Regions from separate parts of the Homo sapiens genome. Here regions 2 and 3 are each linked to region 1. Evidence: chromatin contacts called from ENCODE Hi-C or POLR2A ChIA-PET data. All regions are on one chromosome and are shown on one strand. The core of a region is the stretch at or near the end of the contact, and the rest is flanking DNA. Distances in the headings are between cores, read along the strand shown.

Region 1 (3,782 bases), core at 649-3,148:
CCCATATATCCAAGGGCCTCTAACATTATCTCCTTATAATAACACCTCTGGTTCCATCCTCTCTCCCCATCCAGCTCCGCCAGTTGTATTTCCTATTTTGGTAGATGGTGCCAACAATCTACTGGCTCAAGCCAGAAATCCAGGAGCCATCTTTGACTATTCTTTCTCCCTTGTCACCAATATATCCAGCAATATTTATTTAGTATCTATGGCATGCTTTACAGCCAATGTTGGTTCTATCTCTAGATTTTTTTTTTTTTTTTTGAGACAGGGTCTCACTCTGTTGCCCAGGCTGGAGTGAAGTGGCACCATCTTAGCTCACTGCAGCCTCAACCTCCCTGAGCTCAAGTGATCCTCCCACCCCAGTCTTCCAAGTAGCTGAAACAATAGGTGCACACCATCACTAATTTTTTTGTATTTTGTAGAGACGATGTTTCACCATGTCACCCAGGCTGGTCTTGAACACCTGGGTTCCAGCGATCCTCCCCGACTGGGCCTCCCAAAGTGATGGGATTACAGGCCTGAACCACTGCGCCCAGCCTATCTCTAGATTCTGACCAGCTCTCTAATTCCATTTTCCCCCATGGTTTCATCTACATTACTAACAGTCTCCCAGTTGATCTCTATTCCTAGCAGCTTGTCCCATTTAATCTGTTCTCCATATTGGGGCTAGAATTATCTCTTTAAAAAGTACATCTTAGGATGTCACCATGCGGCAAGGCTTCCCCTTGCAAAAAGAAAATCTGACATCTTCAACACTTTTTATAAGGCACCCTTGTGCGTCTATCCAGCAACATTGTTTCAGTTTCCTGAATGCTATAATCTTGGTGCCTTTGCATGTGCTATACTTTTGGCTAAGAACACTTAGACTTCACATCACTTAAAAACATTTTTTGTTTTAATACAGATGGGGTCTCGCTATGTGCCCAGGCTGGCCTCAAACTCCTGGGCTGAACTCCTCCTCCCCAACTCGGCCTCCCAAAGTGCTGGGATTACAAGCGTGAGCCACCGCGCCCGCCCACATCTCTTCTTACAGGTCAACTGGCTTTCCTTGACACCCAGTTACTTCGTTCTTCAGGTGTTGCAAAACTCATCAGCAAGCACCTAGGCAATTACTGTTCAAAATATCTATGCAGTCTACTAGACTTAAGATTCAGAAAGGCAGAAACCACATATACCTTGTTCACAGCTGGACTTCTCAGTGTCTAGTACTAGGATTCTCAATACATATCTGTTGAAGTTATGATGACATTATTACCATATAGCTATTTGAGTTCCTCCGTAATCCCAATTCTCAAGTTCTTTGAGAGAAAAAAATAAGTAAATCTCAATTATAGAATTATCCTCAAAATGTATTTATATATAATATTTCTTTGGAGGAATTAAGGAAGCAGTCACATGCAGCTGACTGTGGGTCACTGGACTTTTTTTTTTTTTTGAGACGTTGTCTCGCTCTGTCGCCCAGGCTGGAATGCAGTGGCACTACCTCAGCTCACTACAACCTCCACCTCCCCGCTTCAAGCTATTCTCCTGCCTCAGCCTCCCGAATAGCTGGGATTACAGGCGCCCACCACCATTCCCGGCTAATTTTTGTATTTTTAGTAGAGACGGGGTTTCGCCATGTTGCCCAGGCTGGTTTCGAACTCCTGACCTCATGTGCTCCACCCGCCCAGGCCTCTCAAAGTGTTGGGATTACAGGCATGAGCCACCGCGCCGGCCTGGACTCTTTAAAGGAGTGGGGAAGGCCTGCACTAACGGGATCCGGTGTAAATAATTCTGAGCAGCTCCAGGTCCTGAGCCCAGCAAGCACGTGCTGCGGCAGGGCGCGGGGAGGGCGCGCTTCGCGGAGGAAGATTCCGGGCGGCCCGAACGTGCTCGCGCCCGTAGCTGCCGCTGCCGGGGCCGCGGCCGCCCGGGTGCCCAACCGAACGCACGTGCGCCAGCGGGGCCCGAGCAGAAGGGGAGCCCCGGCTCTCACGAAGAAAATGGAGGGCGACCCACGGGTTAGGGGTCAGGAAAGGCGTGGGGCGCATTATGCCCTGGGAGGGGAAAGCACGGAACAAGAGGCTCTGAGGGACGGAGAGGAAGGAGGGCGACCCACGAGCTAGGTAAGGCGGGCCAACCCAGGTCTCGGAAGGAAGGGGGCGGGGCAGGACGGGGCGGGAGGGGCCGCGCAGTAGCTGGGCTGTGAGGACGGTTGGCGAGTTCATTCCGGGCTCGGGTCGGGAAGTGTCCGCCCCTGGAGTCAAGCTGGGGAGGGTGAGAGGTTGAAGGGCAATGACTTAGGTTCCCAGCTTCTGGCCCTGCCAGGCTCTGCAGTAGCCCAAGCCCACCGCTGCCCGGTTTCTTCTCAGAGAGCAAGCCCTCGCCCTTCGTGAGCGCCAAATCCCCGCGCTCGGCCCCGCCCATCCACTGAGGGGTGTGGGTAGGGGCGTGGCCCGTTCCCTTGCTGGTCGGCGCCCGGAAGGCGTCCGCGTCAGCCGGAGCTCGACGCGGTGACGGTGTGCGTCGACGTAAGTGACGCGCAAGCCTGGGCCGCTCCTCCTTCCCTCAGTGAGTGCCGGCCCGGTCGGGGCGGGGGAGAAGAGGGAGGGCGGGGGAGGGAGAGGCGACCCGAGAGTCGTTGTGGGTCGCGGGCCGGACCGGGTCCCGGGGCGGTGGGAGCCCCGGCCGGGCAGAAGGGCTTGGCGGGCCGTTAGAGGACCGCCACGGCTGTCGAGTCCCCTCCCTTGTTGGACTTGCGCGCCCTGGCGCTCGGAACCTCCGGCGCTGTGCCCACCCCGCTCTAGCTCGCGTCTCCCGACTCCAATTAGGTCAGGCTCGGAGTCCCGCGGCCGCGGCTCCGGTCTCAACGCTCCGGGGCCGCTCGGCTCGCCTTTCTTCCCTCGCCTTTCTCTCCTCTTGCTTCACCCTCCCCCCTTCTTTTCACGTTGCTGGTTTTTTTTGTTGTTGTTTTATGCTTTAGGGGTTTTGTTCCTCGGCTCGAGCTCATGGGTGTACATTATCATGCTCTTCTTTTGTAGAGCAGCCCGACGGCCATGGAGGCTGAAGAGACGATGGAATGCCTTCAGGAGTTCCCTGAACATCATAAAATGATCCTCGACCGATTGAATGAACAGCGAGAGCAGGACCGGTTTACTGACATCACCCTAATTGTCGACGGTGGGTAGGGCAGTGGGCAGAGGAGCGAATTTTTGGCTTCAGTTTTTTTCTGTCCTTCGGACACCCGCCTTTTTTTTTTTTTTTTTTTTTTTAACCCATCCTCTATGGTCTCCCTACCAAAGTCTGCAGAGTGTGTGCACTGGGACCAGATTGCACTTGTCAGTGTCCACTCACACAGCGTGCTGCAGAAGGCTGGTTGGTCAGTCATGCCTTCCACGTAGTCTGGTGTTCATCTCATTTTAACTTCTTACATCCTGTTGAGTGCAAGATGATGTCGTTGGGGACAGATTGTCTCAAAATGTTTGGTTGATAGCCTCTTGTTGGTAAGCTTTGAGAAGTCCCTTACAGGAGTCATTTGGGAAGTGTTGATTTTTTTTCTAGTTTCCCAAATGGTCTTGAAGGGAGAATGAGAGATTCCATTGCAGCACTCATACCCCCTTTGAGAATCTCCAAAATAAAATGGGGTCTTTACCAGCCTTAGGAGTTGCCTCTATAATGGAAGGAAATCCAGCGTGGGTATGTTTTCTGTTTAGCGAAAATAGGTTTCTCAAGGTAACCTGTTTTTAAAATTATGGGTCTACCATAGATGGAGCTTCCAAATATTAGGCATATTAAAATGT
Region 2 (3,782 bases), core at 346-2,845, 360 kb before region 1:
AACTTAATACATACATACATACATACATACATACATGCGCGTGTGTGTGTGTGTGTGTGTGTGTATATATATATATATATATATATATATAAAGAAAATAGAGTTTCTTCCCCCAAGGAGCCAATAATAAATACAGCAAAAGAGGTAATACATCAATTCAGTCTTAACAAATGCCACAGAAAGCTAGCATGTTCCATAGAGTAAGGAAAGGTAGATCACAACTGATTGATACGATCAGTGAATGACTCATGGAGAAGGTAGCATTTTAGCATTTAGGGTCTTAAAATGGGCTTGTTTCAAAAGTTATTATGACATGAGTTACATGGAACATTTTATATTTGCTAATTGGGTAGAACCCGCAATTCAGCAGGTCATTTTCAATATTTCTATGTGTTGCTACTAATGTTAGGGAAAGCTTATTTGAGCAGCAGAGTGAAGACTACAACCCCCATTTTCCACTTTAACCTAATTTTCTTGCCATTATGCCACACTACCTTTCAACTAGTAAAGTATGGGTTATCATATTACTGTTTATATTTTTTCACTTGCCAAATTTTGGAGTCTATCGAAAAATCACATTAACAAAAATAAACCTCCCATCTCCCACTCAGAAAAAAAAAAAAAAGCAGATGAGCAAAGTTGGCAGTGGATTCGCTTTCAAACTATTACTGAACAACATTCAAAAATTCTAATAATTAACATTTCTGAACACTTACTTTAAGCAAGGATCTCCATTAAGCACCTTATAAATGCATCACTTCATTTAATCATCACAACCGTCCTAAGAGGCAGGCTTCTTTTTTTTTTTTTTGACTGAGTCTTGCTGCTGCGGGTCTCGGCTGGAATGCAATGGTGCGATCTCCGCTCACTGCAACCTCCGCCTCCCGGGTTCCAGCAATTCTCCTGCCTCAGCCTCCCAAGTAGGTAAGATTACAGGAGCCCGCCACCACGCCTGGCTAATTTTTGTATTTTTAGTAGAGACGGGGTTTCACCATGTTGGCCAGGCTGGTCTCCAACTCCTGACCTCAGGTGATCCACCCCCCTCGGCCTCCCAAAGTGCTGGGATTACAGGCGTGAGCCACAGCGCCCGGCAGAGGCAGGCATTATAATTAATCTCTTATACAGATGAAGATGCTTAGGTGCATGAAATTAAGAACTTACCCACTATCACCCACGGAAAAAGAGAAGAGTTGGGGTTTGAATCCACGCAAGAGCCCACGCCCTTAATCATTAAGCTACCAAGATATAACTCTGTAGATGGGAAACCATATCTATTAACTGGCTCTGGAATTTTAAAAGGCAATTTTATAAGTTACAAAAATAGATATGGATAATTATTTATTCAATGGAGCTGACTCACAATTCAGAACACCCAATGTGATTTATTCTTTGGTTGGGGAAACAATTATTGATCCGGTGTTGATTCATGTTCTGGAAACCACATGAAAATACCTAAGCAGCCGCAGATGCTGAGCGGAGCTGGGCCAAGTTGGTAAGAACTGCTGGTGGTAGGAGCTCCAGCATAGCGCACAGGGCGGGCCCAGAGAAAGGCGGGCCCATTGTTGGGGGATTCGGCTTCCGGAGGAGGGGACAGCATTCAGGGGTGTACCAGGCCCCAGAGGCAGCGGAAAGGGAGACTGTGGGGAACTAGGAGCAACAGCAGGTACACTCCAAATTCTATTGACGGTTCGAAATTCCCGCTTTCTCCATAGAGATTCCTTTCTTCATATTTCATTACAGTGCTCTGGGTCCATTACAGGCTTTTCTTTTCAGACACCTCTCTCACATCCGCGGGTCCTCGGCCCCCATCCTTTATTTTTGCTAGGCCGCTAAGGACGCTAGAAAGCGATTCGAAACTCCCGCTTTTTCCATAGAGATGCTTTTCTTCTTATCTCCTTACAGTGCTCTGGGTCCATACAGGTTTTTGTCTCAGGCACTTCTCTCACATCCGCGGGTCCTCGGCCCCCATCCTTTATTTCTGCTAGGTCCCTAAGGACACTAGGATGACGGAGAGGGAGCCAGGGGACCCAGGCTTCAGGACTGAGAGTGAATTCTTGAGGGGAGGTGAGGAGGAAAGAGGAGGGACCAGAGCGTGGGGCAGGCGAGCGGCGAAGGACCAACTGTGTGGGGTAGGGGAGAGGACGAGCCCCGGGACTCAAGCCAGCAGACAGGAGGACCCAAAAGGAAACGGAACTGTCACGCTCCTGTGGGGATGGTTGAAGCCAGCAGGCAAGAAGACAAAGAAGGAAATGGGACTTTCACTTGCCTGTGGGGACGGTTGAAGCTGAGCCTTGAAGGTCACAAATCAGTCTCTGCGGCTCACTAAGGAATTTGACAAGCACTGAATCACCAGCTTGACACCGAATTTCACAGGGCAAGACCATATTCACTGAAAGGATCTTGACCTAAGAAATCAGAAGAGCAGGCAATGAAGATACCTAGAAATGAATTGCCTGGCTCTGCCATTATGGCAAAAGGGATATCATGCAACGATAGCAAATGGAATATTAGTGATGGTTTTACAAGGAAATAACAGGGTCTTCTTTGGGGGAAGGAGTTGAGAGAAAATCAAGCTCAAATTTAAATGCATTTATTTCAAGAGCCAGATTCTGAGACAAAACCCTAGTAAAACCTTTTTTATTTAAAAGGTTAGGTACCAAAAAAAAAAGGTGGGGGTGGAGGGAGTTTCCATTAACTACTTCAGATTACTATGTAGCACTATTAAAGAATAACAGTACTATCAAACAGCAATTATTTTTAATTTTACTCCAAAAGGAATTTTACTGTATCATGGGAGGCTATTAACAAATATTTTTCTGCTGTAAGGATCAAGTTTTAACTATTTAAGGGATTTTATATGTAGTTGTGCTTGCATATGTCATACATAAGATAATAATTCGAGATAATAATTCAAGAAACAAAATATACAGCCAAAAATCTGAGATTTAAAAACCATTAATAATTGCTAATGCAAAATATTTCAAAAGAAGAAAATGAGATATCTTGATGAAATAACATATTGTCAAGCAATATCTGTTTTGGTTAACTTCCTTTTAAACAATAATATGCCCCCAAATTGCTTTGAGTAACTACATCAGGAATTTTACTTACATTTTACTTTGGACTAGTTACCGCTTTCACACACCATACATTGGTTCATGTTTTTTCCTCAACCTAACATCCCTGAATTTCAAACTTGTATTTTCCCTTTCTTCTTTGCTATAGAAAAATCTAAAGACAAGTGTCTCATACTTGTTTACATTACATCTGAAGATGTAAACTCATCCAGTCAGAATGGATAAATTGACTTTTGCAAAATAGCCAGCATTTACATTCTGGGATTCTGAAGAAGTTCTTATGATTGATTTCATAGGACTAAAACTGAAACTCTTATTCTTCAGCAGTTAGCTGGCTATCCCCAAAGGTTAATCCCTTATACAAAATTACAAGACAATAGAAATGCAGAGAGATTGCTTTGAGCACATTAACTTCCATGCATCTTTTATTTACCAGTTTACCAAACAAAATATAAGAAATAAGCATAACAGCAGAAAACATCTGTGACATGATAGTTAAACAAGTATTTTTAACATCTTTAATTAAGAATAATTACAGTTAAAAGTCATGCCTCAGATTTAATATTGCATTAGGTTTTAATGCAGTAAAGAAACAAATATAAATAAGTCAACTGGGGTGTGGGTGGTAAGGAGTGGAAAAGACAATGCATTTGACCACTGTTAATATTGGTTATAACAAAAATTCTCGCAGTGCAATGGAGCCCA
Region 3 (3,782 bases), core at 930-3,429, 310 kb before region 1:
TTAACCCTGATTGTCTTTCACATTATTTAACACATCAAAACTCTTACCTATATATGATATCTTGATAAGAACTTAACTAGAGAGAGTGAGGTGAGAGAGGTAGAGAGAGAGGACAAATTAACTTACTTATTTAAGGCCACTCCAACTACTTATTTTAATATTTAAAATATTCTAATATTTTAAGAAGAAGAAGAAGATATATTTGGACTGTTTCTAGAAAATTCCTCTAGAATGGTATTTACAATGATAATACAATTATCCTTATTATAGCTAATGTTTATTTAACTTTTATACAAATATATTCAGGTGGCACTAAGCACTTTTATATATCATGTCAGTTAATCCTTAAAACAATTATGTGACCATTATCCCCTTTTGCAGTTGAGAAAAACCATGGCTAAGAGTTTAGGTAACTTGTCTATGATCACACAGAGAGAAAGTCAGTCACAAAAGAGACTGGATTAAAACTAGTTCTGTCAAATCCTAAGCTACATCTTAGCTACTGCAATATATTGAGAGTTTTTAGATAGATCACCTTGTAATAACTATAGCCGCCAACTATTTTTGTTTATGCACTAAGATGCCAAAGAAAACATAAAAATAATTCAAGCTGTTTTATTTCTTAATAGAAAGGCTAGGTTTTCTCTGTTTCCTAGACCACAAATTCAGTAGTTACAGAACCTTGGCAAAAAATCAGCACTTGGTTTTTTCACTTTGCCACAGAGCACATATTTATTTATCTATTTATTTATTTATTTATTTTTTGAGACGGAGTCTTGCTCTGTTACCCAGGCTGGAGTGCAATGGCGCAATCTCAGCTCACTGCAAACTTCGCCTCCCGGGTTCAAGCAATTCTCCTACCTCACCCTCCCAAGTAGCTGGGATTACAGGCTCTCGCCACCACGTCCTGCTAATTTTTTTATTTTTAGTAGAGACGGGGTTTCACCATGTTGGCCAGGCTGGTCTTACACTCCTCACCTCGTGATCCGCCTGCCTTGGCCTCCCAAAGTGCTGGGATTACAAGCGTGAGCCACCGCGTCCAGCCCAGAGCACATATTGCAAGTAGCTGAATGGTGAATACAAATGAAAAGACTGTTTCACTCATTTCCCTCATTTAGGTTTATGATGAAAAAATAACCCATTGGCAGAGAGTTGTAGCTTAAGAGTTCACACTTTCGGATTTCTTCTGTCATTATAATCAACAGGCTGCTCAATTTTGTTTTCTTAAAATTATTTCTTACACCGTAAACCTTTGATAATTATAGTTGTCAGACAGCTATATAAAAATAATGAAGATAAATAACAAAATTGGGTTTCCTGGAAGCTGATCCAATAAGAATTGAAAAGTAGTTGTAAATTTCACTATGTCACCACTTTTCAATTGCGAAACTTAAATTTCATGGCCACATTCAGACCTACATTTATTTAAAATTACTCATTAAAAAGCAGGATATGTACAAACTTTCTCTGTCCTCCACCTCTGAACTTTAGGCCAGCATCTGAAAGCCCCTAATTCACCTGAATGCTCTCATTCACCATTTAAAATACAAAAGTTTGCATTTAATCACAGACCACCTAATTGTTGACATGGGTTTTAGCTTCTTTAAGGGTGACCACTTCTGCACTGTGGACTGAACCTACTGTACCCCATTCCACCACTTTTTCTTCTGAAACTGCTCACAATATCCCTGGACATTTCTACAACACTAGAATGAGCATATTTCAGTGTCTGCTCTTCAAATCCAAATGGCTGGGTTTTTTCCCTGTTTGTTCTTACTCTGCCCTTCAGTGGAAAATATTTAAATTTGAACATATAATACTGCCTATGTAACATCACAACAGATTATAGAATAAAAGGTTTGGATTTCTCCAGCTTCCTCTGCTCTCAGCTGTGCAGAAGACAGGGCAGAAATCAAGAACTGACAAATGTGCGCACTGGGAACTTCACCTACCACACCTAAGTTCAGACTCTTCTTATTCTTTTTCTCTTTTATTATTTTTATTTCCTCTATCCACCAGTTTTCTGAATCTATTCTATGGAAAAAAACAATTTATCAGACTCAAAAAATATTTACCAAACTTTAAAAGAATAAAGTATCAGAAAACACGAAGTTCCTACTTACACAACCACTTCCAACGGGCCTGCTTCCTTTCTCTTTGCTTTACTCTGGCAGCTCCACAAAGCCACAGCAGCACACTCTGATATTTATAGTCCTGTTGTTTACCTCACCCCTCAGGTATAGTCCAAAGTTCAATGTTCATTCTTGCAGTGACCTTGCAAGCAGAGCAAACCCCTGAGCTGATTGTTATCAACTTAAAAGAAAGTAGCAAGTGCTGCCATGCATAATATGGGGAAAACATTTTGACAATTACTAATTTATTCCCTATCCTTTTCAGTCACCCTAGAATCTAGGATTTAATGGTACAGTCGGGGGCGGGAGGAAGGGCTAAGGGTAAACAAGGCCTCCAAGTTGCCTTCTTTCCCAAACTATAACAGGGAAAAACATTTGCTGAGCCAGCGAATTATGCTGCTGCTTTAAAAAAAAAAAAAAAAGAGAGAGAGAAGCTTTTTTTTCCTTTTGTTTTGCTTCTTGCAGTGATGAGGTGCTAGCTTAGCCCACACAGTGTGACCTTTGTTAGAAAAGTCACCTGCTGTTACAAGTTACTCTGGTCTCCTGTTGTTACAGACTTACACGTCGATTGTGTTCTATGTTTATAACTTGAATTCATATGGGATTTCACAGGACCACTGCTCTTTTCTTGTTAATTTAAGGAAATAGAAAAATAGACTTCCTATCTGAGGGAAATCAGACCTCATTTTTATTGTCACTGAAGTCGTACTTCCTGGAAGACCTATGCATCCCCAGAATTTTTTGAGGATCGAATATAAAATCTTTACAAATGTGAATACCATAAAAATAAAAATTAAAGGTAGTAGTTGGACATGGAAAGAGTGTGGAAATTTCAAGATGTACAAATGAAATAGCTAATTCCTACTATTTCAGAAGAGGGTATTTTCTTTCTGGTAACGCTTGTAAGTTGGCATGCTCACTGTAGGTGAGGTAAGGAGCAATGTCAAATGATGTCATTCCTAGATAGCAATGGTTTTCGAGTAGGCCTTGCTTTTTTCATCAATTAATTTTTTTCCAAATAATCCCCCACTGATTGCTGTATGCTGAATACTGTTGTACAAGGTGCAGGAACTACAAAGAGACTCAGATGTTATCCTTCCTTTCAAGAAACTTCCTATCAAATTAGGAGGTTACCATTTGAAATCCAAGTTCTCTTTACTTGCCCTGAGCAGTTGTTACTTGCCTTTTGGGGTCCCATATCTCTTTGAGAATCCAGTTAAAATGCACATATACATAATCATTTTTTTAAAGAGTGTCATTAAAAAAATCTTTGTACAAAGCAGATATTCCTCCCTGTAGTTCATTTCCTTGACCAATTTAAGTAGTCATATTGAGGAAAGAGAGAGACCCTCTCATATTGTTTTATACTCAGTACCTGTTTTAAGGAAAAAAAAAAACAAGGATGTGAAATCAAAGACAGGCAGCCCGGTGCCAGGCCCAAACCAGGCCTGGGCCTGCCTGGCCTAAACCCAGTAGTTAAAAATCAATTCATAACTTCGAAACCGATGTTATTCATAGATTCCAGACATTGTACAGAAGAACACTGTGAAACTCCCTGCCCTGTTCTGTTTCTCTCTGACCACCGGTGCACGCAGCCCTTGTCATGTACCCCTTGCTTGCTCCAATCAATCACAACCCTTACATGTGAAA

Evidence for each region. Hi-C counts contacts between places; a loop is a spot of excess contacts on that map. ChIA-PET counts read pairs that join two places held with the same protein, here RNA polymerase II (POLR2A). Pooled maps may share reads with other maps.
Region 2: a map with no recorded cell type shows a loop between it and region 1 (9-fold over the local background). The contact joins the promoter of CCDC152 here to the promoter of ZNF131 in region 1. A Hi-C loop is called at or near these places in 2 of 37 single-sample maps with no recorded cell type and 1 of 50 pooled maps. POLR2A ChIA-PET finds 5 or more read pairs at or near these places in 1 of 52 experiments (A549).
Region 3: a map of gastrocnemius medialis shows a loop between it and region 1 (5-fold over the local background). The contact joins the promoter of SELENOP here to the promoter of ZNF131 in region 1. A Hi-C loop is called at or near these places in 3 of 168 maps with a recorded cell type or tissue (HepG2, cardiac septum and gastrocnemius medialis) and 7 of 50 pooled maps. POLR2A ChIA-PET finds 5 or more read pairs at or near these places in 2 of 52 experiments (HEK293 and HepG2).

Annotation. Positions count from the first base shown.
Region 1 is chr5:43,119,016-43,122,797 of GRCh38, forward strand. It overlaps ZNF131 (zinc finger protein 131), which reads left to right and starts at 1,899. Exons shown (of 7, transcript NM_001330707.2): 1 at 1,899-2,108; 2 at 3,024-3,162. The coding sequence starts at 3,039. RefSeq lists enhancers at 1,561-1,620, 2,418-2,986, 2,987-3,554 and silencers at 1,801-2,150, 2,581-2,840.
Region 2 is chr5:42,755,223-42,759,004 of GRCh38, forward strand. CCDC152 (coiled-coil domain containing 152) reads left to right here and starts at 1,596. Exons shown (of 9, transcript NM_001134848.2): 1 at 1,596-1,663. RefSeq lists enhancers at 1,651-2,152, 2,153-2,652.
Region 3 is chr5:42,809,713-42,813,494 of GRCh38, forward strand. It overlaps SELENOP (selenoprotein P), which reads right to left and starts at 2,180. Exons shown (of 5, transcript NM_005410.4): 1 at 2,124-2,180. RefSeq lists an enhancer at 2,339-2,904.